Regions from separate parts of the Homo sapiens genome. Here all the other regions are linked to region 3. A link is an interaction called in ENCODE POLR2A ChIA-PET data of the cell type or tissue named here. Cell type or tissue: OCI-LY7. All regions are shown on one strand. Links, peaks and the distances in the headings refer to the core of each region. The heading gives the core; the rest is flanking DNA.

Region 1 (10,591 bases), core at 1,547-9,546, 63 kb before region 3:
TTCTTTCCCCACAAAAATGGAAGGGAAGGTCTGCATCGGTGCTCTTGGAATAAACTCATCAGCAGGAGCGTGTGTGGGGAGAGAGGAGTGCAGCCACCTTGCTTTTTTATGTGTAAAAAGGAAACTAGTTTGATGCCAATGTATGTATTTATTTGTTTTTTAGAGAAGGGGGTCTCATTATACTGCTCAGACTGGATTTGAACTCCTGGACTCAAGTGCTCTTCCTGCCTCAGTCTCCAGAGTAGCTGGGACTACAGGCTCACCCTACTGCACCCAGGCTGGAATTTCAATGTCAAGTTCAATGGCTGGAAATCAAACTTTTCCTATAGCAGTATATTTATGGTGCCATAGTGTTGTGGCGTGGGCACCCACCAGTATTGTTTTGTATGCTGTTGGAATGAATGCCTTCTAGATTTACTGGGAGAGGTCCATCCATGTCCAAAGTTCCAACTCTCTTACAATCTTTAATGTGCAAATGGGAGTGGAGTACCAAGAAGAACCTGAGGGGGCGGAGAAGAGAGTCGCCCTGTTGTCTCCTTCCAGCGTCAGCCTAACCATCAGTGTGAGCTGGGACACACCCCCAAGGCACACTTGTGTGTGAGTGTGTGCATGTGTGTGTGTCATTGCTATGGGGTAGATAATGACCAGTACCTACAGGCTGGAAAGGAAAGAGGTGAGGAAGTGAGAGGGAGGAAGAGGGAAGACAGGAGAGGCCAGAAGTACGTGATTGTAAGGAATTAAGAGCAGTTTAATGGAGAGTCAACATTGATGGGTACTCCAGTTCATTCCTTTGCCTGTTCCGACAGGATGATTATACACACACACACACTCCAGCCTAGGTTTATGACTGCCTCACCTGGATGGTAAAGCTCCACTTGCAGGTAGAGTCCAATTCAAATGTTATTTGGGTCTCTGTCATCTCTGTTTTCTCATCCTCATTGAGTCTCTTTTGCTAATGCCATCCCTGGTGGGCCAGTGCCCTCAGTGTGAGTATTTCTTCTGGCTTCCTAGCCTTTTATTTCCTTCAAGAGTAAGGTGAGATTGAGCATGGCAGAAGCAGCCTGGACACAGACCAGACCCTGCTGTGCTGGAGACACTACAGACACCAACCTTCTAGCAGCTGCTGCCCTGGAAGGCTCCCCAGAGGCTTGATTATTTGAGGACAATGGATGAACTTTCACATTTTGTTCTAGAATCATGACCTATTATGTGTAGGGTACTGTTGTGCAAATATCACTAGATGGCATTTTCTTGGCTGACATTTTCACTCATTGAAATGTAAAAGAATTTGCACTGATTGGCCTGTTTGTTGTTCTGTATGTAAAAATGGCCTTCACGCCTTTTTTAAGTGTGAGGCACTCCCTTTTAAAAAATATTTTAGCAGAAAGCTAAAACAAAACATCTGACAGTGGAGGTGCACTCTTTGAAATAATTGTCTCCCATCTCCCGCCTCATCCACTCAGCTCCTTTTCCTTCCCATCGTGCCCCTGAGAGACTCAGAAGACCCCTGCTAAGGCTTAAGGGAGTATAGCCTCACAACTGCAGGGTGAGGCACTGCAGTCCACTGGTGATGTGGAAGAAGCAAGATCAGGGGATGATACCCTGTTTATAAAAGTCAGCACATGCATGATGATCCTTATCTCTGCATAGAGTTTTCTGTAATTCTTGCTTTGCATATTTTCTAATTTTCCAAATGGAAACATACATTTCTTATGTGGCTTTAAAAAATGTGAGCAAAATATACATGCATATGATAAAAGAGAGGATAACATAATATAGAAAAATAGCTTGCAGGGTTATTGGATTGTGGATGATTTGTCTCTTCATTTCCTAAAATGTCCTCAATAGTAACAGCAAAGAGACTTTGGGAAACAGAGGCACATGGATGAACTTTAATATTTTATTGAATAGTGACCCAGCCAAAGAGAATCCTACTCTACTATTATTAGGTAAGGCTTAATAGAAAGATATAATTAGGCCAGGTGTGGTGGCTCACGCCTGTAATCCTAGCACTTTGGGAGGTCAAGGCAGGTGGATCACTTGAGGTCAGGAGTTCGAGACCAGCCTGGGCATCATGGCGAAACCCCACCTCTACCAAAAATACAAAAATTAGCTGGGTGTGGTGGTGCAGGTCTGTGGTCCCAGCTACTCGGGAGGCTGAGGCAGGAGAATTGCTTGAACTTGGAAGGCAGAGGTTGCAGTGAGCCGAGATCGTGCCACTGCAGTCCAGTCTAGGTGACAGAGCAAGCCTTTGTCTAGGAAAAAAAGAAATAATTAATGTTGGACTTATAAAAATTTGCTAAAATTATAATAACTGATAGTAACCTGTAGTAACTTTTGATTTAGTAATAAAGTTTCTCTCAGGCACATCTTTTCCTTCTACCTTCCAGGGTGCACATGGGTGATCCAGCCACTCTCACATGGAAGCATACCTCCTGGACCTGCCCCAAGTGATGTGTCGACTGGCCCCAAATCAACACCTCCAACTCAAGTTTCCACGTGGGATTTGGGCTTCATATTTGATGTCTATGCCAAGGCTGCCCTGGACAGCTCCCTAGCCTAGTTTCAGCAACTCCGGGGGAAGTGGTACCTCTCTGTGGACTCTCCCAGATTTAAAGTAACTGTCTCTTCAACATAGCCCTTATTTTACATCTCAAATGGACCCTTCAGATTTGGTGAGATCTGTCCAGCTGTTTCACATGACATGGTGACAGAAATGTAGTTTTTAGTTTTATTTTTTAGAAATGTAGCTTTGGCCCGGCACGGTGGCTCACACCTGTAATCCCAGCACTTTGGGAGGCCGAGGCAGGTGGATCACCTGAGGTCAGGAGTCCAAAACCAGCCCGAACAAGATGTTGAAACCCCATCTCTACTAAAGATACAAAAATTAGCCGGGCCTGGTGGTGCATGCCTGTAATCACAGCTACTTGGGAGGCTGAGGCAGGAGAATCACTTGAGCCCGGGAGGCAGAGGTTGCAGTGAGCTGAGATTGCGCCACTGCACTCCAGCCTGGGTGACAGAGTGAGGCTGTCTCAAAAAAAAAAAAAAAAAATGTAGTTTTTATTTACAGAGAATTACATTCTTTATTCACAGAACAGTGGTTACAAATTATATTAGTGACACCAAATTGGGAAGGAGCTAGCAGCAATCGGGATTTTATGGAATGATCAAGGATGCAGGCTGTGGAATCAAATCACAGTTTCCAACCCTGACTTCATTGACACCAACCACCTAGGAGATCGGGAACAAACTCAGTCTCCTCATCTTGGTGGGTACTTACTGCAGGGCCTCGGTGTGTGATAGTGAGGGTTAGCTGAGAGGCACATAAAGAACTTAGGGCGGTGCCTGTTTGCACTAGGGGCGGGTACAGCCAGCTGGTCTCTGAGGGTGCCTGTGAGCCCTGCAGCAGTCCTGTTGCTGAGGCCCCATATTGGCTACTCTGTGACTAAGCCAGTGTATTCGTTTCCTATTGCTGCCATCACAAATTACCTCAAACCTCAAATGGCTGAAAACAACCGAGCTTTACACCGTACAGCTCTGAAGTCAGAACTCCAAAACGGGTCAGCTGGGTTGATTCCTCCCAAGGCTCCGGGGAGAATCTGCTTCCTGGCCTTTTCCAGCTCCTAGAGGCCGCCTGTGTTCCATGGCTTGTGGCTCCGCATCACCCTGACCTCTGCCTCTGTCCTCACGTCTCCTCTGGCTGTGGCCCTCCTCCCTCTCTCATGAGGACCTGTGATCACACTGAGCCCACCCAGATGATCTATAAGAATGATTTGTGATCCTAATGTCTAAAAATGGAGTGGCTTGTGTTATGTGTGTAAACCAAAAATAAAATTCTAAGCCCTCAGTCCTCTATATGGACCCGTCCTCTCGGTAAAGGCCCAAAGCTAACTTGCAAACTAGTTCAGGCCATGATGGGAAGGGGAGCCGGACATGCCTCATTATGCAGTCTTCCGTTTTGGAATTACTGATAGAGCAGACTCTTTAAGTCTGATAAGAAACATTTACGGTTTATTATGTCTCACACCTGCTACCTGGAGGCTTCACCTGCATGATAAAAGCTTGGTGTCCACAACCCCTTATCATCATCCAGACATTCCTTTCTATTGATTCAGAAAACCTCTGGGTTTGCCTATGACCTGGAAGCCCCTGCTTCCAGTTGTCCTGCCTTTCCAAACCAAAGTACATCTTACACGTATTGATTGATGTCTCATGTCTCCCTAAAATGTATAAAACCAAGCTGTGTCCTGACCTTGGGCACCTGTTCTCAGGACCTCCTGAGGCCGTGTCATCGGCATGCCCTTAACCTTGGCAAAATAAACCTCTAAATTGATCCAGACTTGCCTCAGATACTTTTTGGTTTTCAAGTGGCATGAAGCCCACAGTGAAGTTGTTTACTCCTTAAAGTGGTAAGCGTATGTGTACTAGACTGAGCCTGAGCTCATAGTAAAGTTGTTTTTCTTTAAGGCGATAAACATATGTATAAGAGATGAGATTACATTTGCTGTGGCATGTACCACTTGAGACCCAAAAGGAACCGATAGAAAATGGAGCCAAAAGGTGGCTGAGATGATGATGACGGACACACCTGGGGAAAACCATAAAACCAGCAAGGAACTGACACTGTCAGAGGCACCTTGAGAATTCCTGCCTGTAGGAGACATCACACTCTGGGGACTGTTGTGGGGTGGGGGGAGGGGGGAGGGATAGCATTAGGAGATATACTTAATGTTAAATGACGAGTTACTGGGTGCAGCACACCAACATGGCACATGTATACATATGTAACTAACCTGCATGTTGTGCACATGTACCCTAAAACTTATAATAGAAAAAAAAAAGTGCCTCCTCCCGGTGAGACGGGCTGCCCAGAGGCTCTGTGTGAGAGGAGTGTCTGCTGTGCTGGCCTCCTCAGCCACAGCCTGGGTTTGCCATTCCGCTCATTACTGCCTTTAGTAATTGTATCATGTCATTCCCATCACTCACAGGAAAAGAAACAATGAAAAAAATAATTGTATTGTGAATGTTTGCTCGATTGATTGGGTATGTGTGAGTCTCTGGCAATAAACCATATTTAAGCATTGCAAATTGGCTACCGGGTCATTGGGAAACCTGGCTTTGATCTGAGCACACAGGCCAGAAGAACCTGATTACAATAACATTTAAAATGAACATAATACCAGATAACCAGCACGTCTCCCATCTCAAGATTCTTAACTAGAGGGACCACATCGGCAAAATCTCTTTTGCCATGTAAGACAGTCACTGGTTTTGGGGATTAGGAGGTAAGACATCTTTGGCAAGGGGCATTATTCTGCTGGCTACACCCCAGTGTTCACTGACTGGGGACTGACGACTAGGTGGCCATAGAGGGCTTGGTTGATGTGCTTCTGATCCAGACCTTCCCTGGTGGATGAATTCAGGTGCAGATGGCACTTTTTTTTTTTTTTTTTTTTTTTTTTTGGAGACAGTCTCACTCTTTCACCCAGGCTGGAGTGCAGTGGTGCAATCTCGGCTCACTGCAACCTGCACCTCCTGGATTCAAGTGATTCTCCTGCCTTAGCGTCCTGAGTAGCTGGGATTACAGGTGTGTGCCACCACGCCTGGCTAATTTTTTGTATTTTTAGTAGAGACAGGATTTCACCATGTTGGCCAGGCTGGTCTCGAACTCCTGACCTCAAGTGATCCACCCGCCTCAGCCTCCCAAAGTGCTGGGATTACAGACGTGAGCCACTGCGCCCTGCCCAGATGGCACTTTTGCCAGCAGTTTATTAAGGAGGAGGGTGATGAGAGCAACTCATGAAATATGTTTTTCTTGCCCCTGAGCATCTCCTCTGCCATGGCCATGGTGCTCATAGGGACAGGTGGAAATGTACCTATCACATGGGGAGAATGATGGCATGTTTTTCTCCTGTGCTTCCACAGAGGGGCCTTTTCATACCTTCACATCAGCCGGTAAAAGCTGGGGTGGCCTGTAGGTGGCAGGAAGGACCTCATGATAGCACATGGCAGAAATGGATAGAAAGGTGAACTGTGCAGGATGGGGAATCTCCTGTAGTGTTTGTGGGAGAAATCAAGTGATGAAGTTATTTTCTCTAGACAAAAGCATCCATAAATCACAGCAAAATTGCATCTTTGATAAGGTAAAGCTACAATTCTATTCCACAAAAAGACAATTTCAATTTTTTGTTTTAAACTTTTGCTAAATGTGTTTAAAATAGAATTGCAGCTGTAAATGAACCTTCCATAAAATGGGTTATTTTTAGTGGATGATAATGAATACGTGAAAAAAGAAAAAAACACAAATGAGAATGTATATCTTCTGGAGCTTAGAGGGCAAATATATTCTGACTGCCCCAAAATGGATGATGGGAACCATATGTACAAATGAGGTAGTGGGCACTGCTTTAGGGAAGCAGTCCTTAACCTTTCTGAGTCTCAGGTTTCTTTGATGATCTGGGGAAGTGTCTCGGCGTGTTACCACCTGTGCAATGTTGTGCAAGTCACATTAGTGGTGTCTGGCTGACCTCTCGAACTGCATCCACAGACCTCAGCTGAAGATCCCCCTGCAGCTGTTTCTTCCAGCTTCTGGTGGAAGGGCCGGTGATAGAGGAACAACCTTAATTTTCACTGTGGCTTGACATTTAAATCACAGTGTTACCTGGAGAACTTCTGTAAAATTACTGGTGAAACATTTTCAGTTTTATGTCTGCTCTTTCTTGTGTTCCCTGGGGCCAGGTTAGATTTAAACCTGAAGACTCATTTTTTTTTTTTTTCTGTTCTGTTTTCCTCCTGTTATCAAGGCTTCCTAGCATGAATAAATCTGCCAGACCCATGGTTCTCACCTAGGGGGCAACTGTGCCCCGGCCTGGAGGACATTTGGCAATGTCTGGAGACATTTTTGGTTATCATCATTGAGGGGTAGGTGTGCCTGGCATGGAGGGGGTGGAGGCCAGGGATGCTGCTGAATGTCCTGCACTGCACAGGACAGCACCCAGTGCAAAGAATGATCTGGCTTCACACATCAGCAATACGTCAGTTGAGAAACCCTGCGCTAGACAATTAAAGCATTTCGTTATAGGACCCTACCTAATTTTTTGTGTAGAGATTCATTTGGAGGTCCCTCTTTAGGGGAAGTAAGAGGGCAATGTTCGAAGTTGGCATTGCTGTTTAATATTACCAGGCACTTTGTTTAAACAAAGATAACGACGTTCACCAAGACTTCCAGTCACTTCCCATTGAAGTGAATATATCTTAGAATCGCTGACAGACTTTGGAGAAAAAAACACGTTTTAGTAAGTAGTACTCAGAATCAATGAAAAGGAAAATAAAAGAGGAACTACAGAAGAGTAGAGAATACACACAATTCTGCTGCCATCACATGTACTTAGAATTGCACTTGTGTAATTATAATTTTTATTTATTATTTTTTTTTTGAGACAGAATCTCAGTCTGTTGCCCAGGCTGGAGTGCAGTGGTGCGATCTTGGCTCACTGCAACCTCCATTTCCTGGGTTCAAGCCATTCTCCTGCCTCAGCCTCCTGAGTAGCTGGGATTACAGGCGCATGCCACCACGCCTGGCTAATTTTTGTATTTTTAGTAGACATGGGGTTTCACCATATTGGCCAGGCTGGTCTTGAACTCCTGACCTCAAGTGATCCACCTGCCTTGGCCTCCCAAAGTGTTAGGATTACAGGTGTGAGCCACTGGGCCTGGTCTAATTTTAATCTTTAATATTGCTTCTAAATTACATCTCCCTTGTTTATTTTTTGATAACCCTCTTCTGATGTCAATTTCAATATGTCCATTCTCCTGCGCCCAAATCTGCGTCTCCTCCTTAAACCCCGTCTTCCAGCATGCAGCACAAGGCTCAGCCATCAGGGCCTCCTCCCCCATCTCACCTCTGGGTGCTGGACTGGTTTCCTCTCAAGGCCTCTTACATTCGCCCCCTTTCTGAGTCATCCCTGCTACTGCCTGGCTTCACAATCCCCCTTTAGCTTCTACACTACCATCTTAACTGCCTTTTAAGCACTCTCTCCAAGCACAGCCTGAAACCTCCCTCTGTCTCATAAACCCCCATTACTGACAGAATAGTTTTTGTAAATAAAAAATCTGTTCATTAAACTGAGGCTTTAAATGTGAGTAGCTTTTATTTACTTAAACGTGTACTCACAGTCCAGAAAAACCCTTCCATAATGCAATACATGAGGCTCAAACAAATTCTACCAGGTTGAAGGGGTGGGTCGCCCCTCCACACCTGTGGGTGTTTCTCGTTAGGTGGAACGAGAGACTTGGAAAAGAAAAAGACACGGAGACAAAGTATAGAGAAAGAAATAAGGGCACCCAGGGGACCAGCATTCAGCATATGGAGGATCCCGCCGGCTTCTGAGTTCCCTTTGTATTTATTGATCATTCCTGGGTGTTTCTGAGAGAGGAGGATGTGTCAGGGTCACAAGACAATAGTGGGGAGAGGGTCAGCAGACAAACACGTGAACAAAGGTCTTTGCATCATAGACAAGGTAAAGAATCAAGTGCTGTGCTTTAGATACGCATCCACATAAACATCTCAATGCTTTACAAAGCAGTATTGCTGCCCGCATGTCCCACCTCCAGCCCTAAGGTAGTTTTTCCCTATCTCAGTAGACGGAACGTACAATCGGGTTTTATACCGAGACATTCCATTGCCCAGGGACGGGCAGGAGACAGATGCTTTCCTCTTGTCTCAACTGCAAGAGGCATTCCTTCCTCTTTTACTAATCCTCCTCAGCACAGACCCTTTACGGGTGTCGGGCTGGGGGACGGTCAGGTCTTTCCCTTCCCATGAAGCCATATTTCAGACTATCCCATGGGGAGAAACCTTGGATAATACCTGGCTTTCCTAGGCAGAGGTCCCTGCGGCCTTCCGCAGTGTTTGTGTCCCTGGATACTTGAGATGAGGGAGTGGTGATGACTCTTAAGGAGCATGCTGCCTTCAAGCATCTGTTTAACAAAGCACATCCTGCACAGCCCTTAATCCATTTAACCCTGAGTCTGACACAGCACATGTTTCAGAGAGCACGGGGTTGGGGGTAAGGTCATAGATCAACAACATCTCAAGGCAGAAGAATTTTTCTTAGTACAGCACAGAATGGAGTCTCCTATGTCTACTTCTTTCTACACAGACACAGTAACAATCTGATCTCTCTTGCTTTTCACCACACCAGGTAGCATGCAGGATGATGTTATCTGAGATCAGTGAGCTGCTGACTGGCTGGATTCCAAGGGTTCTTCTGTAAGATTCAAATACATCCCAGTCATCACTGCTGCCGGGGACTCTCCTGTGGAGGTTGCCTGCTCTCGGCTTATATCCCACTGGGGCAGATTCTGGGCCCTTTGGGTGGATAAGCACCAGCGATCCCAGGAATCATTTTTGAACATTGGCCTGATCTTTGACTATTATAATTGGAGAATACTGGGGACACAGGGGGCCACCTGCCACCTTTCTCGTTGCCTAGCCCCTTCTCCTCTCTACATCCTCTTCTGTAGAACCAAGATTATTTGAGAACAAGAAGATGGGCAGAGGATGGGAGGCTAGTGCCAAGCCCATTATAGCTGAAACCAGGTGATCATGGAAGGGAGTCAGCTCTGGGCTTCAAAGGTTTGCATACAGGCCTTTTCGATTTGACCTCAACATACGTTTCAAGGCTCATCTCCTGCTGCTGTGTTCTTCTTATCCCCCTCCCGACATACGTACTCGAGCACACACACACACACACACACAACCTCGACACACGTACTCGAGCGCACACACACACACAACCTCGACACACGTACTCGAGCACACACACACACAACCTTGACACACGTACTCGAGCACACACACACACCTCGACACACGTACTCGAGCACACACACACAACCTCGACACGTACTTGAGCACACACACACCTCGACACACGTACTCGAGCACACACACACAACCTCGACACACGTACTCGAGCACACACACACAACCTCGACACGTACTCGAGCACACACACACACAACCTCGACACACGTACTCGAGCACACACCTCGACACACGTACTCGAGCACACACACAACCTCGACACACGTACTCGAGCACACACACACAACCTCGACACACGTACTCGAGCACACACACACAACCTCGACACACGTACTCGAGCACACACACAACCTCGACACACGTACTCAAGCGCACACACACAACCTCGACACACGTACTCGAGCACACACACACACAACCTCAACACACGTACTCGAGCACACACAACATCGACACACGTACTCGAGCACACACACAACCTCGACACACGTACTCGAGCACACACACACAACCTGGACACACATACTCGAGCACACACACACACACACACAACCTCGACACACATACTCGAGCGCACACACACACACAACCTGGACACACATACTTGAGCGCGCGCACACACACACACAACTTTGACACACATACTCGAGCACACACACACACACAACCTGGACACACATACTCGAGCACACACACACAACCTCGACACACGTACTCGAGCACACACACAACCTTGACACACGTACTCGAGCACACACAACC
Region 2 (10,591 bases), core at 1,048-9,047, 210 kb before region 3:
CCATCTCCAAGGCCTGCCCTCTACGCCCACATTTCTTCCCACTTTGGATCCTGTGCCTGGTCTAATGCCCAGGCCCCCTCCCGAGCCTCTGGTCTCCCTAGAGCCACTCCCCACTGTCGGGACACCTCATCTGTGCTCCCCAAAACGCCACGCAAAGCACTGGAGAGCCTTGGACAATGAACACAACCCGCACCCCCAGCCACCCCCGCCACAGCCGCACGGCACCTCAGAAAGCCGTGTCTTTTTTTTTTTTTTTTTTTTTTTTTTTGAGACGGAGTCTGGCTCTGTCGCCCAGGCTGGAGTGCTGGAGTGCAGTGGCGCGATCTCAGCTCACTGCAAGCTCCGCCTCCCGGGTTCACGCCATTCTCCTGCCTCAGCCTCCCGAGTAGCTGGGACTACAGGCGCCCGCCACCACGCCCGGCTATTTTTTTGTATTCTTTTTTTTCTTTTTTTTAGTAGAGACGGGGTTTCACAGTGTTAGCCAGGATGGTCTCCATCTCCTGACCTCGTGATCCGCCCGCCTCGGCCTCCCAGAGTGCTGGGATTACAGGCGTGAGCCACCGCACCCGACCAGAAAGCGGTGTCTTAATCCTCTTGTCCTTCCTCCTAAATCTCCTGGGGCCCTTAGGATCCGCTTAAAGCCACCTCGTTAAAACGGTTTCTTCTCCACCTGCCCCTCCCTTGATCCAGCCTCACTGAGGTCACAGCCTCCACCTCTGGCCATCCTGAACCCCTCCCAAAGTCACCTCTTCGCAAACTCCTGGTCCCCCTTAGAAGGCCCCACGTCCATCACGGGATTAATTCCACTCACCCTCAAACACCGCGGCCCGGAGGCTCTGATTCCCACCCTAGAGGAGGTTCTCTTGACCCCGCCGGCGCGACCCTCCCCAGCACGACCCTTCCTCCCGAAAGTGATTCCTCATCTTGCTGGCGGGTCCCACAGACCGCAGGCTCTGCAGGCGAGCGCTGAGCCTGGCTCTGCAGATTCTCAGTCCCTGGAGGAGTGCTCCGGGGAAGGAAGGGCCCCATCCGTTTCGCTGAGTTACTGAAAGAATTAGAATGGGTAAGAGTGCTCGGATTTAGAACTGGAGACTAGTGACTTTGAAAGACAGAAGAAGAACCAGGACAGACGTCATCCTGCGGATCCCAGAGCAGAGAGGAGCAGTGAGAACACAGGGCCGGCAGGTGGGGAGGAGGCTGCAGGGGAGGGCTTCGGCCAGGGAAGGGCAGCGAGGAGGCGCCGGGGAGGGCGGCGTCCGCGCTGGCTGGGAGCTGCGGAGGCGGAAACCGGCTGCGCGCTGCAGGGGACCCCCCACAGACCGTTGCTGACCCCGCCGAGACACCACCGCCTCCCCGGGGCTCTTGGCTGAGCGACCTCTCCTGTCTTCAGGTCCCATCTTTCGGTGGCAGCCGGTGGACCTGAAGCTCGCCACTCCCGTGCTCCACCCCGGCCGTGCGCGGGGACGTCCTCACCTGCCACCTAGTCTCCGTGTCGCGCTCCGAGCCTGGACGCCGACTCCCGAGGCGCAGGACCGGGCCCTGCTGCTGCGCTCGCCGCGGACTCCCACTCGGCCCCGGCGGGCACCGCCTTTTATATAGTAGCTTGTGACGCCACGGAGCTTTTCCCACACTTGACGAGCAGTCTAACTGGGGCTCCGCCTGCCGGGACTAGCCGGGGAGGCGCGCGCGTTCGCGCGGCGGCGGAGGGCAGGGCTAGGCGCAGAGGCAGATCCGTCTACCCCCAGTCCGCCCCGCCCAGGGCGATGTCCGCCAATGCTCCCGCCAGCCTGAGGCCGGCCAGGTTCCCAAGGCGCGCGCTCGGCCTCACCCACCCCCGGCGCCAGGGCCTCTTCAGGACCGGGTTCAGAACCTGACAGCCCAGAGAAGTAGGTTGGGAGCCTGCGGCGTCCAGGGCCTCCGCGCGAAGAAACAAGGCGTCTGCGGGAAAGGAGACGGAGCCTGGAACCCTGGGCTTTTCTACTTAAGGAAGCGAAGGTCGGGTGACAGCCAAGCTCCCTGTTCCAGTGGGAAGGCCCCATGGGTCTGTGTTCCACGCCTCTTGTCATGAATATGGGGGATTCACTTAGAACCAAAGCATTTGTTCCAGGTCCCACCACTAACTAGTACTAGTCCTGGGCCCAGAACCAGGCGTCCTCACTCCTAGTACCCAAGCCCTTCTCTAGCCACAGGTGTTTGGGCTGCGGTGTGGTGTAAGCAGCCCCATTTTCCCGCAAAGTGATGGGAAGAGACACTGAGTCACACGGGCTCAGGACACTCCTTGTGTCCTCTATCAGGGGATCCAGAGGCAGGGACTCGGGGGAGTTGATGCAGCAGTTCGTGATGTCATCAGATATCCCCCCACCCCCTTCCATCTCAGGCTGGACTCAATTGGAAGCATTTCATGTTGGCACGGTGACGTCCAGAGGAAGGGAACAGACAAATGGCTCTCTCTGGAGCACGGAGCGTCGCCCAGAAGCCGTGCCCTCCTGTTTCAAATTGACCAGAATTAGAGCTTTCTCCTGAGGGCCTGAATTAGGGAGAAGCAAGCCAGGTGCCTAAGGCACAAAATTTCAGGAGGGCCACACGCATAGGTGCCAACCCTGCATTTGCGCGGCCCTGAGAATCAGAGCCTCCTTCAATTTGACACCCTAGGTGCCTAGCTTGTTCTTATTAAGGTTGGGTACGGTGGCTCACGCCTGTAATCCCAGCATTTTGGGAGGCCGAGGCAGGCAGATCACGAGGTCAGGAGCTCCAGACTAGCCTGGCCAACATGGTGAAACCTCGTCTCTACTAAAAATACAAAAATTAGCCCGGCGTGGTGGTGCACGCCTGTAGACCCGGCTACTCAGGAGGCTGAGGCAGGAGAATCGCTTGAACCTGGAGGCGAAAGTTGCCATGAGCCGAGATTGCACCACTGCACTCCATCCTGAGCGACAGGCGAGACTCCGTCTCAAAAAATAAAAATAAAAATAAAAATAAATAAATAAATAAATAATATATAAATAAAATAACACCTTTAGTAAAATACAATTCACATACCATAATGTTCATCCTTTTAAAGCATGCAATTCAGTAGTTCTTAGTATATTGATGAAGCTGTGCAACTATCACCACTATCTAACTCCAGAAGATTTTCATCACCCTAAAAGGAACTGTGATACCCATTAGCAATTATTCTCCATTTCCTCCTTCCCACAATCCCTGGCAACCACAGATTTATTTTCTGTCTCTGGATTTTCCTATTTCGGGGATTTCATGCAAAATGAACCATACAATATGTGGTCTTTCGTGGCTGCTTCTTTTACTTAGCATAATGTTTTAAAGGTTCATTCATGATGGTTCAAGGTAGCATTTGTCAGGCTTCATTTCTTTTTATGGCTGAATAATATAATAATATGTATACATATATCTATTTTGTTTACCCTTTCAATTGACAGACATTTGGGTTTTTTCCATCTTTGGCTATTATGAATAATGCTGCTATCAACATTCATGTATAAATATATTTATGAATAATGCTGCTATCAACATTCATGTATAAATATATGTATAGAGGTATGTTTTCTTGAGCTTATCATGGATATATACCAGTGGGTAGAATTGGTGAGTCATATGGTATAACTCTATATTTAACTTTTTGAAGAACTGCCAAACTTGTTTTTGCAAAGCTACTGTGCAATTTTACATTCCTGCCAGCAATATACAGGCATACCTCAGAGATATTGTGGGGTAGGTTCCAAACCACCACAATAAAGCGAATACCACAATAATGCAAATCACGCAACGCTTTAGCAGCCCTATGCATATAATAGTTATATACTATACTGCAGTGTATTAAGTGCACGTTATGTCTCAAAAATGTAGATACCTTAATCATAACACATGTTATCACTAAAAAAAATGATGATAGTCATCTGAGCCTTCAGTGAGTCATAATCTTTTTGCTGGTGGAGTGGCCCGCCTCAATGTTAATGAACCTGACTGATCAAGGTGGTGGTTGCTGAAGGCTGGAGTGGCTGTGGCAATTTCTTTTTTTTTTTTTTGAGACAGAGTCTCGCTCTGTCGCCCAGGCCTGAGTGCAGTGGCGCTATCTCAGCTCACTGCAAGCTCCGCCTCCCGGATTCACGCCATTCTCCTGCCTCAGCCTCCCCAGTAGCTGGGACTACAGGCGCCCACCACTGCGCCCAGCTAATTTTTTGTATTTTTAGTAGAGATGGGGTTTCACCGTGTTAGCCAGGATGGTCTCGATCTCCTGACCTCGTGATCCACCCACCTCGGCCTCCCAAAGTGCTGGGATTACAGGCGTGAGCCACCGTGCCTGGCCGGCAATTTTTTAAAATCAGTTGGCTTCATCAATTGATTCTTCCTTTTATGAAAGATTTCTCTGTAGCATGTAACGCCATTTGATAGCATTTTATGCACAGTAGAACTTATTTCAAATTGGTGTCAATCTTCTCAAACCCTGCCACTGCTTTATCAACTTACTTTGTTATATCCTAAATCTTTTGGTTTTTGTTTGTTTGTTTTGAGACAGAGTCTCGTTCTGTCAGCCAGGCTGGAGTGCAGTGGCACAATCTCAGTTCACCGCAACCTCCGTCTCCCAGGCTCAAGCAATTCTCCTGCCTCAGCTTCCCGAGTAGCTGGGATTACAGGCATGTGCTACCACACCTGGCTAATTTTTGTATTTTTAGTAGAGACAGGGTTTCACCATGTTGGCCAGGCTGGTCTCGAACTCCTGACCTCAGGTTATCCACCGGCCTCGGCCTCCCAAAGTGCTGGGATTACAGGTGTGAGCCACCACACCCGGCCTGTTGTCATTTCAACAGTGGTTACAGCATCTTCCCCAGAGGCAGATTCCATCTCCAGAAACCACTTCCTTTGCTCATCCATAAGAAGTGACTCCTCATCTGTGAAAGTTTTATCATGAGGTTGCAGCAATTCTGTGACATCTTCAGGTTCCATTTCTAATTCTAGTTCTGTTCTATTTCCACCATATCTGCAGCTACTTCCTTCCCTAAAGTCTTCCATGAGCGTTGGAATTAATTTCTTCCAAACTCCTGTTAATGTTGACATTTTGACCTCCTTCCACGCATCACAAATGTTCTTAATGGCATCAAGAGTGGTGAGAACCTTTCTAGCAATTTATCAATTTATTTTGCCCAGATCCACCAGAGGAATCACTATATCTGGCAGCTAATAGCCTTTTAAAAATTATTTTGTGTTTATTATTATCATTATCATTATTATTATTATTATTATTATTATTATTATTATTATTATTTTGAGATGGAGTCACACTCTTGTCACCCAGGCAGGAGTGCAGTGGTGCGATCTCGGCTCACTGCAACGTCCGCCTCCCGGGTTCAAGCGATTCTCGTTACTCAGCCTCCCAAGTAGCTGGGATGACAGGCGCCCGCAACCACGCCCAGCTGATATTTGTATTTTTAGTAGAGACGGGGTTTCCCCATGTTGGCCAGGCTGGTCTCGAACTCCCTACCTTGGTTAATCCACCCGCCTTGGCCTCCCAAAGTGCTGGAATTACAGGCGTGAGCCACCACGCCCGGCCGGAAGTGTATTTTTTAAATAATAAGACTTGAAAGTTGAATTTACTCCTTGATCCATGGGCTGTAGAATGGACGTTGTGTTAGCAGGCATGAAAACAGCATTCATCTCCTTGTACGTCTCCGTCAGAGCTCTTGGGTAATCAGGTGCATTGTCAATGAGCAGTAATATTTTGAAAGGAATCTTTTTTTCTGAACAGTGAGTCTCAACAGTGGACTTAAAATACTCAGTAACCTATGCTGTAAAGAGACATGCTGTCACCCAGGCTTGGTGGTTCCACTGAGAGCACAGGCAGAGTAGGTTTAGCATAATTCTTAAAGCCCTAAGATTTTCAGTATGGTAAATGAGCATTGGTCTCAACTTAAAGTCACCAACTGCATTAGCCCCTAACAACAGAGTCAGCCTATCCTTTGAAGCTTTGAAGCCAGGCATTGACTTTTCCTCTCTAGCTATGGAAGTCCTAGGTGGCATCTTCTTCCAATAGAAGGCTGTTTTATCTACATTGAAAATCTGTTTAGTGTAGCCACCTTCATCAATGATCTTAGCTAGATCTTCTGGATAACTTGGTGCAGCTTCTCCATCAGCACTTCCTGCTTCACATTGCACTTTTATGTTACAGAGATGCCTTCTTCCCTTAAACCTCATGAACCAAGAACCAACCTCTGCTAGCTTCCAACTTTTCTTCTGCAATTTCCTCACTTCTCTCATCCTGCATAGGATTGAAGAGAGTTGGGGCCTTGCTCTGGATTCGGCTTTGGCTGAAGGGAGTTCTGTGGCTGGTTTGATCTATACAGACCACTTAAATTTTCCCCATGTCAGCAATAAGGCTGTTTTACTTATCATTCATGTGTTCACTAAAGCAGCACTTTTAATTTCCTTCAATAACTTTTTCTTTCATTCACAACTTGGCAGCTTGTTTGGTGCAAGAGGTCTTGCTTATGGCTTATCTTGGCTTTTGACATGTCTTCCTAACTTTAATCGTCTTTCACTTTTGATTTAAAGTGACAGGCATGCAACTCTTCCTTTTATTTGAAGATTTAAAGGTCATTATAGGGTTGGTTCTTCACTACCCTAATTTAAATATTGTTGTGTTGTCTCAAAGAATTTGGGAGAGGGAGAGAGATGGGAAATGACTGCTCACTGGAGCAGTCAGAACACACACAACATTTATCCATTAAGTTTGTCAACGTATATGGGTTTAGTTTGTGGCACCCCAAAACAATTATAGTAGTAACATCCCGGATCACTGTAACAGATGTAATAATAATGACAATGTCTGAAATATTGTGAGAATTACCAAAACGTAACACAGAGACAAGAAATGAGCACATGCTGTTGGAAAAATGGTCCCAAAATCCTGCTTGACACAGTTGCCACAGACCTTCAATATGTGAAAAACACAATATCTTTGAATTGCGCTAAAGCAAAATGCAATGAAATGAGGGATGTCTGTATAAGACAAAGAGAAAATCATAAAAGCAGCAAGACATGTACAAGGGATCCTCAATAAACTCATATGTCTATGGCCAAGGGTGCCAAGCAGTATTCAATTCAGGGAAGAATAGTCTTCAACAGATGATATGGAAGGACTGTATTTCCACATGCAAGAGTAAAGTTAGACCCTGCTTCACACCGTATTAAAAAAACCCTCACAAGCAATGAACTAAATATAAAAACTAAAATCATAAAATTCTTAGGAGAAAACATAGAAGCAAATCTTCATAATTTTGGGTTTGGTAATAGGCTCTTAGATATGATAGCAAAATCTCTTGCAAAACAACAATGAAAAAACAAAAAGAAACAAAATCCACTGGGAGTAATCTTCATTAAAATCTGAAATTTTGTGTATCAAAGGATATTATCAAGAAAGACAACCTACAGAGTGAAGGAACATTTTTGCAAATCATATAGCTGATAAATTCAGAATATAAAGAACTTCTACAACTCAACAATGAATAGGCAAACAATCCAATTAAAGTATAAGCAAAGGACTTGGATAGACATTTCTCCAAGGAAGGTATACAAATGGCCAGTAAATGCATGAAAAGACGATTCAAGTCATTAGTCATTAGGGAAATGCAAATCAAAAACCCAATGAAATACCACATCACATCTGCTAGGATGGCTATAATTTAGGGGAAAAAAAGCAACATAATAAATGCTGGTGAAAATATGGAGAAATTGGAACCCTCATACATTGTTGGTGGGAATGTAAAATTGCACAGACACTGCGAAATACATTTTGGCTATTCCTCAAAAAGCTAAACATAGGATGACGATAGAATTGTTATAACAATTCCATTCCTCGGTAGATACCCACAGTATTAAGCGCAGGGAGTCACACAGATACATATATGCCAAGAATCATTGGTGCATTATTCACAAATCTCAAACGACCCGTGCATTTTTAATATTCGGCCACAAAGAAGTGAAATTCTGACTCATATTACAACATTGATGAAACTTGCCAACAAGGTTTTCAAGGGAAATAAGCTGACTGTAAAGGCCCATTTTGTAGGATTCCACTTATACGAAGTACATGGGACAGACAAATCATAGAGACAGAAAGTAGATTAGAGGCTACCGGTAATGAAAGGAGGGGGGAATGGGAAGTTATTTTACAATGAGTACCGTGTTTTTATTTGTTCTGTTGAAAAATGTTTTGGAAATAAATAGCAGGAAAGGTTGCACAACATAGTCGATGTAATTAATGCTTCTGAACTGTCCACTTAAAAATGGATAAAACAGCATATCTTATGTTGTACATATTTGACTACACAAAAACAAAGTTTAAAAGTACAAAAAACTCTGTTATTAAGAGTCAGTTTCCCAAAGGGATGGAGATGCTGGTAACAGAAGGGAAAGAAATCTCATCAAATAAAAAAAAGCAATGTCCTCTTCAGGAGGTGGCTCAGCTAGTTTAGCTTTACCTTAGCACCATGATGGTTCATTTTATTCAGAAATAGAAACATGGGGCGTTGGGGAGAAGAGGAGATGTGTACCTGCCTCACCTGCCTCCCTGCCCAGAATGCCGACTCCGACTCTTGCTTTCCACTAAGGCTGGGGATTAAATGAAAATTGAGAATCTGGAAACCCCCAGAGATGATGTTTGTCGTTGGAGCTGATTTTATCTCGTCTTAGTAGCGTGACCTCCTCTTCAAACTCAGGATGCAATTATGGTCAATCTCATCAGTGTGCAGTAATTGCTCAGCCCCAATACCAGATTAGCAGGAAGTTCTGTTATTTTCCTTTTGAGGACGGGCTCCTACTGAACTGTCCTAGAATCTACCACCATTCAACTCACACCACTCAAAAGACCCAGGGAACGGCCAGGCGCGGTGGCTCCCGCCTGTAATCCCAGCACTTTGGGAGGCCGAGGCGGGCGGCTTCGAGGATCAGGAGGATCACGAGGCGGATCACGAGGTCAGGAGATCGAGACCATCCTGGCTAACACGGTGAAACTCCGTCTCTACTAAAAAAAAAAAAAAAAAATTTAGCCCGGCGTGGTGGCGGGCGCCTGTAGTCCCAGCTACTCGGGAGGCTGAGGCAGGAGAATGGCGTGAACCCGGGAGGCGGAGCTTGCAGTGAGCCGAGATCGCGCCACTGCACTCCAGCCTGGGCCAGAGCGAGACTCTGTCTCAAAAACAAAAACAAAAACAAAAACAACAAAAAAAGACCCAGGGAACTAGGCCAGTCCAGCTCCCAACCCCAAGCAGGGAGCAACTTGCTCAGTCCACGTTGTGATAGCTCCTCGCTGCCACAAGGTGGTGATGTTGCATCACACACGCGCATGATGGGCGCGCAGGCGCCAATGCTCCCAGGACCTGCTGTTCCATTCCTAAATGAAAGTTGTTCCCAGGATCTGGACTCACAAGACAAGGCAGCCTGTTCCCTGCTGGGGAGCTCAGGGGCAAGAGGGCATCTCGGAGGGAGGGCACATTCTCACCTCTGAAGACAAGGAGAACATCATCAGCACATAGACCAATCCCAGCAGTGCACCTTAGGATGGGGGCCACTGTGAGTTACAGCAAAATGAACGAATGAATGAACCAATAAATGTCTGAGAGGGAAAGTCCCAACGACCCTCAGGAGGTGCAATCAAGAGTTGCAGTTATTTTCGTTAGGAACGTTCTAAACCACAGGGGAAACCTTCCTTCCTTCTGCTCTATCGTTGGAGTGGGACATCAGTGTTTCTGGTCTCTATTTCCGGGACACCAGAAATCAAGGTATAGAGTTTGGAGAGGGGTCTTGGGGAGGTCACAGTGGCAGGTGACTGCCAAATGAGGGGGCAGAAGCCAGCAAACACTAGAAAAAAAGACAATCGGCCTAAACTGTTCACCAGCACCGCCCTCCCAACCCCCAACTGGCTCTGTTTCCAAGACTTTCCATTTTCTAGCCATTTCCTTGTCCTTAAACCACTTTCCTTTAATCGAACTTTTTCTTTGGAGCCATGCACCCAAGGACTATGGCCTGTCCTTGGGAATTATAGGGAATTCCTGTTGTATGTGAAATTTTCCACCGATTTAAGAATCTTTGGAAAGCTTTACTACAATATCCTGGTCCATTGTCAGTTTTGATTTTTTCTGGAACTCCCATGACAGCAAAACAAGACAATAAACGTTTTTTAACATGGGAAGTACTTTCTCCTGTCTGGCAAGCTGCCCATATGAAATGTGAATAAGTATCAACTGTTACATGAACATATGACAATCTTCCAAATGAAGGGACATGCGTGACATCCATTTGCCATAATGCATTAGGACACAGACCTCTGGGATTAACTCCTGCCTCTTGAGTGGGCAGGTGTAAGACTTAACACTGGGGAGAAACCTTGGACAATACCTGGCTTTCCTAGGCAGAGGACCCTGCGGCCTTCCACAGTGTTTGCGTCCCTGGGTACTTGAGATGAGGGAGTGGTGATGACTCTTAAGGAGCATGCTGCCTTCAAGCATTTGTTTAACAAAGCACATCTTGCACCGCCCTTAATCCATTTAACCCTGAGTTTGACACGCACATGTTTCAGAGAGCA
Region 3 (10,591 bases), core at 1,654-9,653:
CCACGTTTACACTCCACACTCACACCTCCACCTTAACAAAGTCCTCCACTGGGTCAAACCATACATCGCTTCGTCTCTGTAGTGATGACTTCCTGTCCTCTGCTCTGTGGATAAAGACCCCAGATAAAGATGCCTGTGTTGCTCAACTCTTGTAAATACTCTTGAGACATTTTGAAAGCAGAAGGAAAGGAGACAGACGGGGAAAATAAAAGGGATGGTCTGCTTGTGCGGAAACGTTTTGAGAATGCCCTTCCCTAAGAGAGAACAGTAAAAGTGAGCAATACTTCCTGAGCTGTGGGTTCATATGGCTGGACTGTGCTGTTTCTCACGGGAGAAGTTCTCGTCTCCCCTGCGTGTACATCCCTGTTTGCCAGCCTGGCCTTCGGTGTGGTGATATCATGGTGCACTCCCAGGAGGGAAGTGCTTGGTCAAGACTTCTGCTTGGGTTCGACTATCAGTTCTGGTTTCCTTTAAGGCACAGGATCTTCCCTTTAAGGCACAAACACCCCCTTGACACAAAGTAAGGGACAAGGGAACTTTAAACCATTTGGAAACCCAAGCACAATAGGCTGTAGGTTGTAAAAAGAAATTACAAAGGTAATTTTATCCAGAAGAGGGAGCAGTTTAACTTCTGCAGGGTAAGATTCAGATTCACTTTTGTAACTGAACAGGGAATTTTCTAAATATTTTGAAAATGCCGAAACATTTCCTGTTGGCATTTCACAGAAACGTTCAAAGTTCCCTAATGATAGTTTCCGCTGTGCTCACTCCGGAGGCTGCTAAGCAACCTCAGTAATTAGCTCGATTGAGGAAACGAAACTGTGGGGGACTCAGTTTCCATGATAGGGAAACCAGGCAAGAAATATTGTCTCCTCAAGTTGCGACGAGACAGTAGTTCTTGCCTGGTTTCTCTATCATGGAGTCTTGGTTGGACTCTGCTATGCGTCTCTTGATGAAATGTGATACTAGCAATTGAACAATTAAGAAAATGGATGGCGGGGGGTGGAGCGGTTTGTCACTACTGGAGTTGCAGAGGCTCAGTGGGGGAACCTGAGAAACACTGCGTCCCCCAGGTCATCACCGCGTCAGCACTGATGAGTCATGTTGATGGCATGGACCCTGAATATGACACAATGAGATGTCACTTTACCTCTGTGGCCTTTCCCAGAAAAAACCATAACCCCAGTCTAACCATGAGAAAAATATAAGACAATGGTGCAGGCAGGGCATTTCAGGAGAGGGTCAGGTAAAGGGGAGGGGGTCCCAGGAGAGGGTCAGGGGAGGGGACTTCAGGAGAGGGACAGGGAGAGGGGAGGGGGCTCCAGGAGAGGGTCAGGGAAAGGGGAGGGGGTCCCAGGAGAGGGTCAGGGAAAGGGGAGGGGGGTCCCAGGTGAGGGTCAGGGGAGGGGACTTCAGGAGAGGGACAGGGAGAGGGGAGGGGGCTCCAGGAGAGGGTCAGGGAAAGGGGAGGGGACTTCAGGTGAGGGTCAGGGAAAGGCGAGGGGGTCCCAGGACAGGGTCAGGGGAGGGGACTTCAGGAGAGGGACAGGGAGGGGGGAGGGGGGCTCCAGGAGAGGGTCAGGGATAGGGGAGGGGGGTCCCAGGAGAGGATCAGGGGAAGGGGTGGGGCTTCAGGAGAGGGTCTGAGAACACACAGGCAGGCAACACCTTAAAATCCCATCTCAGTCAGCAATGACTCCTCATAGGGCCACCACGAGCTTAAATGTCACTTAAATGTCCCTATTTGCCAGCCTGGACTTCGGTGTGGTGATATCATGGTGCATTCCCAGGAGGGAAGTGCTTGGTCAAGACTTCTGCTTGGGTTCGACTGTCGGTTCTGGTTTCACATGCACTGTGTGAACACGCTTCATACAGAGGGTCAGCACCGCACTGTGTGAACATGCTTCATGCAGAGAGCCTGTACTGCACCAGGTGAACACACTTCATACAGAGAGTCAGCACCGCACCGTGTGAACATGCTTCATACAGAGAGTCAGCACCGCACTGTGTGAACACGCTTCATACAGAGAGTCAGCACCGCACCGTGTGAACACACTTCATACAGAGAGTCAGTACTGCACCGTGTGAACATGCTTCATACAGAAGATCAGCACCTCACTGTGTGAACACACTTCATACAGAAGGTCAGCAATGCACCGTGTGAACACACTTCATACAGAGAGTCAGCACTGCACTGTGTGAACATGCTTCATACAGAAGATCAGCACCTCACTGCGTGAACATGTGTTATACAGAGAGTCAGCACCGCACCGCGTGAACATCCTTCATACAGGTCAGCACTGCACCATGTGAACACACTTCAAACAGAGAGTCAGTACTGCACCATGTGAACATGCTTCATACAGAAGATCAGCACCTCACTCTGTGAACATGTGTCATACAGAAGGTCAGCACTGCACTGTGTGAACACGCTTCATACAGAAGGTCAGCACCGCATTGTGTGAACATGTGTCATACAGAGAGTCAGCACCGCACCGTGTGAACACGCTTCATACAGAGGGTCAGCACCGCATTGTGTGAACATGCTTCATACATGAGGTCAGCACCTCATTGTGTGAACACACTTCATACAGAGTCAGCACTGCACTACGTGAACATGCTTCATACAGAGGGTCAGCACCTCACTGTGTGAACATGTGTCATACAGAGAGTCAGCACTGCACCGTGTGAACATGCTTCATACAGAGGGTCGGGTCAGCACCGCACTGTGTGAACATGCTTCATGCAGAGAGTCTGTCCTGCACCAGGTGAACACGCTTCATACAGAGAGTCAGCACCGCACCGTGTGAACACGCTTCATACAGAGGGTCAGCACCGCACTGTGTGAACACACTTCACACAGAGGGTCTGTACCACATTCCGTCAACATGTGTCAGCACCATACCATGTGAACACGCTTGGTACAGTGATATACATGCATGTGGCAGAGCTGTGAAATTATGACCTGCTGCAGACAGACTTTGTACACTGTGCTATCAGCCAACTGGGCAAATGTGGACAAGAGTCCCTGCATGTCTCTATTCACCAGGTGTCTGTCAAATGAAATGGGCTGAACTGGATAATGGCAGGTCTGACCCATGATTACTGCCTGTAAGAGCTGAGTTATCCCAGAGTGTAGGCGTGGGATATTAAAATATATATATATGCAAATATATTTGGGCTGGGTTTGGTGGGTCATGCCTGTAATCCAGCACTTTGGGAGGCTCAGGCAGGCGGATAACCTGAGGCCAGGAATTCAAGACCAGCCTGGCCAACATGGTGAAACCCCGTCTCTACAAAAAAATACAAAAAATTGGCCAGGCACGGTGGCTCACGCCTATAATCCCAACACTTTGGGAGGCCGAGGTGGGCAGATCACCTGAGGTCAGGAGTTTGAGACCAGGCTGGCCAACATATAGTGAAACCCCAACTCTACTAAAAAAATACAAAAATTAACTGGGAGTGGTGGCAAACGTCTGTGGTCCCAGCTACTTGGGAAGCTGAGGCAGGAGAATCGCTCAAACCCGGGAGGTGGAGGTTGCAGTGAGCCGAGATACCGCCACTCCACTCCAGCCTGGGTGACAGATCAAGACTCCATCTCTCAAAAAAACAAGAACAAAAACAAAAAACAACAACTTAGCCGGACGTGGTGGTGGGTGCCTGTAATCTCAGCTACTCAGGAGGCTGAGGCACAAGAATCCCTTGAACCTGGGAGGTGGAGGTTGCAGTGAGCAGAGATCTCACCATTGCACTCCAGCCTGGGCAACAAGAGCGAAACTCCATCTCAAAAAATAAATAAATAAATAAATAATAAATAAAAATAAAAATATATTTGGTCTTAGTCCTTGGTTCCTGGCACAGAGCTTCAAAAATTCCTGGAATTTCCTGAGTGATAAGGATGTCTGTTTATTTGTAAAGCGCTCCTTCTGACCATGCCTGAGCTTATGCCAGTGAGGTGCCTCAAAGTGGGCCTTTAGAGAGCTTCAAGAGAGGGGCTGGCCATGCCAGAGAGATCAAGTCCATATTTAAAGGGCTAGAACGTTCAGCCCCACCCGACCTCTGCAGAGGGGAGAGGGATTGGGCACTGAGTTCATTCCTGCTTACATGGCTAACTTTTATTTGTCCCTCTCTCTCTCTCTTTTAAAATGAGTATAGGGACCTGAAACAGTGGCTGACACATGCCTGTAATCCTAGTGCTTTGGAAGGCCGAAGTGGGAGGATCACGTGAGCACAGGAATTTGAGACCAGCTGGGGCAACATAGCAAGACACTGTCTCTACAAAAAAAAAAAAAAAAAAAAAAAATTAACCAGGCACAGTGGCATGTACACCTGTAGTCTCAGCTACTCAGGAGGCTGAGGCAGAAGGATCACTTGAGCCCAGGAGGTCCAGGCTATAGTGAGCTATGATGGCACCACTGCATTCCAGCCTGGGTGACAGAAAAAGACTCTGTCTCTAGAAAGAAAAAAAAAGAGGACTTAAATTTTTACATTTTAGCTATAACTTACTGAAACTCTAAGTAGCCTTGAAATTCATAATATCATAAACAGGCTGGGCGCGGTGGCTCATACCTCTAATCCCAGCACTTTGGGAGGCCGAGGTGGGTGGATCATCTGAGGTCCGGAGTTCGAGACCAGCCTGGGCAACATGGCGAAACCCTGTCTCTACTAAAAAATACAAAAAATTATCCCAGCTACTTGGGAGGCTGAGGCAGGAGAATTGCTAGAACCTGGGAGACGGAGGTTGCAGTGAGCTGAGATCACGCCACTGCATTCCAGCCTGGGCAACAGAGCAAGACTTGGTCTCAAAAAAGTAAAATAAAAATTAAAAACTATTAAAAAACATATACTGAGGAGAGAGTACTTAAGGAAATGAAATGAGTTACATATTCTGCTCTGCTTTTCCTGTAAAGGAAATGTCAGAAGAGTCGGGGAAAGGGTCCCAAAGGCTGTCCCCTGGCAGATCCCCAGGTCAACACTTGGGGTGGGAGCTGAGAACCCTGGTGTGGAGCTCAGGTCTGAGCCATCCCCTACAATGCAGCTGTTACACAGAGTCCTACATCAAGGCTCCCAGGTGCATATACATATATATATATTTTTTTTTTTAATTAATTAATTAATTAATTTTTTTGAGACAGAGCCTTACTCTATTGCCCAGGCTGGAGTGCAGGGGCATGATCTCAGCTCACTGCAACCTCTGCCTCCTGGGTTCAAGCGATTCTCCTGCTCCCGAGTAGCTGGGATTATAGGCGTGCACCACCACGTCCGGCTAACTTTTTGTATTTTTAGTAGAGACGGGGTGGGGGCGGTCTCACCATGTTGGCCAACCTGGTCTCGAACTGCTGACCTCAGATGATCCACCTGCCTCGGCCTCCCAAAGTGCTGGGATTACAGGCGTGAGCCACTGCGCCTGGCCCCAGGTGTTTTAAAAAGCAGATGCCTCTGCCACTGCTTTGTCCCTTGAACCTGTCCAGAGTGCTGGGCTGTTGCGGGTTCCTTACAAAAATGTAGCCCAACTTGCTGAATTCATAGACAATTTAGAATTAAGAACAACATTTAGAACTTTGATGTTAACTCATGCATTCTTTGGTCCAAAGTAGAAATTTCCTCTTCACTATCCCTGAGTAGATTATCAAGTTGGCTTCGGTGACAAAAACGAGCATCGCGTTTCCATGGAGGGCTTCCCGTCTGTGTATGAGAAAGTTCTGGACATCACACTGCTTCCGACACATCCACATTAGTCCCCAGAGCCATGCAGAAGCAGCCTGCTGTCCATGACACAGTGCTCCATGCGACGGCACCTACACTTGTGGAAGGTTGACTAGGTGTTCCTCACCCAGGTGTGTTGGAACAAGCATTCTGGTCTGTCTCTCATCCAGTCTTACTGGTTGGTAAGTGTCTGTCGCGAATTGTGCTGTGCGTCGCTAGTGGGTGGGGCTAGAGGTTGTGGCTCCTGGGACGTGCTCTCATTTGCATTCAGCTTCCTGTTGCCATACCTGAAACACACTTAGGCAGCCTGAGCTCCAACAACCAGTTACTGCACGTGTACTACAGGGGAGGCAAATGCTCTTAACCACCTTCTGGACTGTATCTCGATTGATCCTAACCTTTATAGACATTTCATTTAATCTACCCAAAAACCTTAGGAGATTGCCATTTCTATCTCCAATCATAGATGATGCGGCTGGGTCTGTGACGATATGAGAAATTCACCTCAAGGACCCACCCAGTAAGAGGCTGCACTGGGATTCAGACCCAGGTCCTCTTGCCACAAAAGCTTCCTTCCAATTTCCGTATTGTATTGTCCAGATCTACCTGATGGTTTTCTCTCATTTCGGAGTCTTATCCTCTGAATGAAGAAAATCCAACTCCTTCCGAAATTCTGCCACAGAATATCACCCTCATCTCCCTCTGACTATGGGTGGCACCCACATCTGAAAGCCATCTCTAAACAGGTCAGGCCAGAGTGTGGGGCATGGCCCCTACCCCCTTACTGGATGTGGCTGCTTATGCTTCTACCAGTGCTAAAACCTTCCTCGCCATATTGGTGAATATTGACTTTGTGGTCAGTTAAAATTTCAGATTTTTCTTCATGTGAAGTGCTACTAAAATAGGCCTCCCACTTCTGGCATTGGCAGAATTGATTTTTTTTAAATCTAAATTTAAAGCATCTATATCGTCATTATTACGTTTCTTCATACTGGTCTGGGATGACATTTCACCTAGTGGAGTTCTTTCAAATCTTGATTCTGTCATCCACGGCAATAGGCTTGTGCTATTCGAAAATTTCTTCTTTGTGGCCCTCTATGCTTCCATCAAAGTTGTTTGTGAGAGGGTGAGACAGGACCACACACAGGCAGAGCCCTGTGGCATACCTTGAGAGACCTCCCTCCCAAGTGAGCCACAGTTTTAGGTCATTTCTTTTTTTCTTTTTTTTTGAGACAGAGTCTCACTCTGTTGCCCAGGCTGGAGTGCAGTGGCGCAGTCTCAGCTCTCTACAAACTCCACCTCCCGGGTTCCAGCGATTCTCCTGCCTCAGCCTCCCAACTAGCTGGGATTACAAGCATATGCCACCACGCCCAGGTAATTTTTGTATTTTTAGTAGAGACAGGGTTTTACCATGTTGGCCAGCCTGGTCTCGAACTCCTGACCTCAGATGAACCACCCGCCTCGCCATCCCAAAGTGCTGGGATTACAGGCATGAGCCACCGCACCTGGCAATTTTAGGTCATTTTTATAGCCAGCTAACAATCCTTTTTTTTTTTTTTTTGAGACGGAGTTTCATTCTTGTTGCCTAGGCTGGAGTGCAGTGGCGCGATCTTGGCTCACCGCAACCTCCGCCTCCCGGGTTCAAGCGACTCTCGAGCCTCAGCCTCCTGAGTAGCTGGGATTACAGGTGCACACCACCACGCCTGGCTAATTTTGTATTTTTAGTAGAGACGGGGTTTCTCCATGTTGGCCAGGCTGGTCTCGAACTCCTGACCTCAGGTGATCCACCCGCCTCAGCCTCCCAAAGTGTTGGGATTATAGGCGTGGGCCACCGTGCCCGGCCAATCCTTTATTACAATATAAGCTTACTCTTGTTTATCTTGTCCTCAGAGTAATAATCGGAGGCTTCGGTGAACGCCTCATTCTTCGTTCTGAATTCCCAGGCAAACTTTTTTGCACCATGATTATGCCATGCAGATCGTTTCTGTCATGTACTTTGCTTCCTGTATCTTGCTGTTTATACTGGGACCTGAATTCCTCTTGTTGGGGCTCCATTTTCATTCAAATTATAGTTATTCTATCCATGCAGTTTAGAGAGCTTTTTATTCTCCTTATCATTCATCAAGAAACTGAACTGAGCAATGTTGTATCATCTGTCCACATGGCTTGGTTTGTTCTGAGCTATAATCTTCATTCACTTATTCAGCAAAATTTCCTAAACAACTACTATATGCCAGGTGTTTTAGATACTGGGGACGCAGCAGTGAACAACTGGGTCAAAGCCTTATTCTCCTGATGTTATGTTCTATTGAAGGAGATAGGCAACCAGTTTCTGATGGTGACTGAGGCTACAAAGCAAACAGAAAGTAACTCGGGATGAGAACAGAAGCCAGGGAAGGTCTCAGGGAAGAGGTGGCATTGAGCCGAGACCAGAATTAGAAGAAGGGGTGAGTCATCTAGAAAGAGGCAATATCAGGGACAAAGACCTGAAAGAAAATGAGCCTTCTAAGGTGAGACACTGAAAGGAAGCTGGTGAAATGAGGGGGAAAGAAGGATGCGAGGTCAGAGGAACTCCCCAGTGGACTGCTTACATGGATATTTGCAAGAGAAAATTAAATTATAGACATTCTAGGTACCCCAGTGAGGAGGACCAAGCTGGACTGAAAAGGAGAAATTACGTGATGTCCTGGCATTTATGTCTCAGCGGAAGCCAGTGATTTGTATTTTATAAATGATGGAATTCTGCCCTCTGGAGGATGAAGCTGTGTTACACAGCTGAAATTTTAATGCTAGGTTTCTTCCATTATTTGGCAGAAAATGAAAGGACTAAAAGAAACCCTGGCCAGGCGCGGTGGCTTGCTTGTAATCCCAGCACTTTGGGAGGCTGAGGCGGGCAGATTGCTTGAGGTCAGGAGTTCGAGACCAGCTTGGCCAACATCGTGAAACCCTGTCTCTACTAAAAATACAAAAAATTAGCTGGGCATGGTGATGCACACCTGTAGTCCTAACTACTCAGGAGGCTGAGGCAGGAGAATCGCTTGAACCTGGGAGGCGGAGGTTGCAGTGAGCAGAGTCAAGATCGTGCCACTGCACTCCAGTCTGGGTAACACAAAAAGACTCCGTCTCAAAAAGAAAAAAAAAAAGAAAAGAAAAGAAAAAAGAAGAAACCCTGAGAGATTATTTTATCTGTTTCTCTCATTTCAATCACGTAAGCTGCCTAAGATAGGAAAATGTAAATGATTTTAGACTTTCCTGGAAGCGTCTTGTTATCTGCAACCACTGTCCAGGGGCCAAAATTATTCACTGTCATGAAATTAGTCTCACCCAAAATTCTCAGACTATTATAAGAAAACATTATCTGTAAAATGATTTTGTGTTATTTTTCTAGTTGTGTTTATAAGTTACAAATTAGTTTTTTGGTGTTTTTTGTTTTTTATTTTTGAGACAGGTTCTCACTTTGTCACTCAGGTTGGAGTGCAGTGGCGCGATCATAGCTCACTGCAGCCTCATGCAACTCCTGGGTTCAAGTGATCCTCTCACCTCAACCTCCCAAGTAGCTGGGACCACAGGTGTGTACCACCACACCCAGCTAATTTTTAAAGTTTTTTAGAGATAGGGTCTCCCTATGTTGCCCAGGCTCAAAAAATTATTTATTAAAAACAAATGTAATAATTATTTTCATATTTCTCCTTTGCTATACTAAATACAGGCTATGGCACACAAAAATTGCTTTTTTTGAGTTTAAAATATTTCCAGTTGCTGAACTGCTAGTGGATTACTATACATTTTATCTTTTGAGGATAAAATAAAATATATTACCTAAAATAAATCACCTAAAATAAATTACCTAAAAGAAAATATATTATTTTATTTTACCTAAATAAAATAATAAAATAAAATAAAATATATTAGTACCTAAAATAAAATATATTACCCAGCGAGCACAACATGGAAATAATTTACCCACAAGAATTATATTTAACATATTTACAAAACGCTATTGTGAGACTTTTAATTTCACCATGCTGCAAGTTTATTAAAAGTGTCACAATTCACTTAATAGCAGTTTCTTAAACTGAACAAGAAAACAAGCTAATTCAAAATGACTTGAAGAGTGAAGAAAAAAATTCTCAAGATGCTTCTGAGAGTTCTGGGTGATCAGTAGCAGCTCGTTTGAAGAGCCAGAAAAAGTCTAAGTTCTACTTTCAGGAGCTGGAGGCAGGAGGAATAATTCAGGAATAATTCAAGGTGGAGGAGAATAAGGAAAAACGCTTAGGAGACTGACACTTCTCCATATTATTGTTGGATGAGATGGGCTAGGAAGACTCGGGGGCAGTAATGTGGCCGTGTCCACACATTTCTCCTAGACAAGAGGGATAAGAACAAGGCCGGCTTCTCAAGAAGAGCCCCTGTCTTAGTCTTTTCCTGCTGCTTTATCAAAACATCTTGTAAACACTAGACACCTATTTCTTACAGTTCTGGAGGCTGGGAAGTCCAAGGCTGGGAAGTTCGAGATCTGCAGGTGCAGACTCAGTGTCTGATGAGGGCATTTTCTTGCGGTGTTCTCATTTGGTGGGAAAGGCAGAAGGGACAAATGCTGTGTCCTCACCTGACAGAACAGATGTTTTATGGGCTGAATGTGTCTCCCCAAAATTCATATGTTGAAACTTTATCACCAATGTGATAGTATTAAGAGGTAGAGCCTTAAGAAGTGCTTAAGTCATGAGGGCAGAACCGTCATGGGTGGGATTTGGGCCCTTGAGGGAGTGCGTTCATCCCTTTCCATCCCTCCCACCGCCACGTGAAGATACAGTATATTTCCCCCTTGGATGCAGCAACAAGGTGCCATTTTGGAAGCAGAGAGCAGCCCACACCAGGCACCAAA

Evidence for each region. ChIA-PET counts read pairs that join two places held together with the same protein. Peaks named below come from ENCODE experiments on the same cell type or tissue, not always from the same donor. Only the 100,000 strongest peaks of a DNase experiment are listed, where the experiment ranks them.
Region 1: POLR2A ChIA-PET joins it to region 3 with 19 read pairs; 21 of 35 experiments call an interaction of 5 or more read pairs at or near these places.
Region 2: POLR2A ChIA-PET joins it to region 3 with 11 read pairs; 16 of 35 experiments call an interaction of 5 or more read pairs at or near these places.

Annotation. Positions count from the first base shown.
Region 1 is chr6:2,907,271-2,917,861 of GRCh38, reverse strand. No RefSeq gene overlaps it. Among named protein-coding and RNA genes, the nearest start is that of SERPINB9, 9.3 kb to the right of the region's middle. RefSeq lists enhancers at 938-1,480, 8,432-9,265, 9,266-10,099 and a silencer at 9,113-9,407. In OCI-LY7, for the core only: CTCF peaks have their summits at 5,972 (motif pointing right) and 6,904; DNase peaks (open chromatin) are centred at 5,971 and 6,481; H3K4me3 peaks cover 1,343 bases; H3K27ac peaks cover 3,649 bases.
Region 2 is chr6:3,054,942-3,065,532 of GRCh38, reverse strand. LOC124901242 (a long non-coding RNA gene) reads right to left here and starts at 10,445. Exons shown (of 2, transcript XR_007059409.1): 1 at 9,509-10,445; 2 at 8,176-9,034. It also overlaps a transcript of RIPK1 not described here. RefSeq lists silencers at 1,224-1,333, 1,524-1,813, 1,844-1,893 and an enhancer at 10,206-10,591. In OCI-LY7, for the core only: no CTCF peak of the experiment used is centred there; a DNase peak (open chromatin) is centred at 1,652; H3K4me3 peaks cover 965 bases.
Region 3 is chr6:2,844,357-2,854,947 of GRCh38, reverse strand. It overlaps MIR4645 (microRNA 4645), which reads left to right and starts at 841; the gene lies at 841-917. It also overlaps the pseudogene SERPINB9P1. RefSeq lists enhancers at 381-1,121, 2,417-2,606, 5,819-6,113 and a silencer at 5,798-6,040. In OCI-LY7, for the core only: CTCF peaks have their summits at 8,235 and 8,451 (motif pointing left); DNase peaks (open chromatin) are centred at 5,007, 5,427, 5,947, 8,447 and 2 weaker places; H3K4me3 peaks cover 4,304 bases; H3K27ac peaks cover 6,435 bases.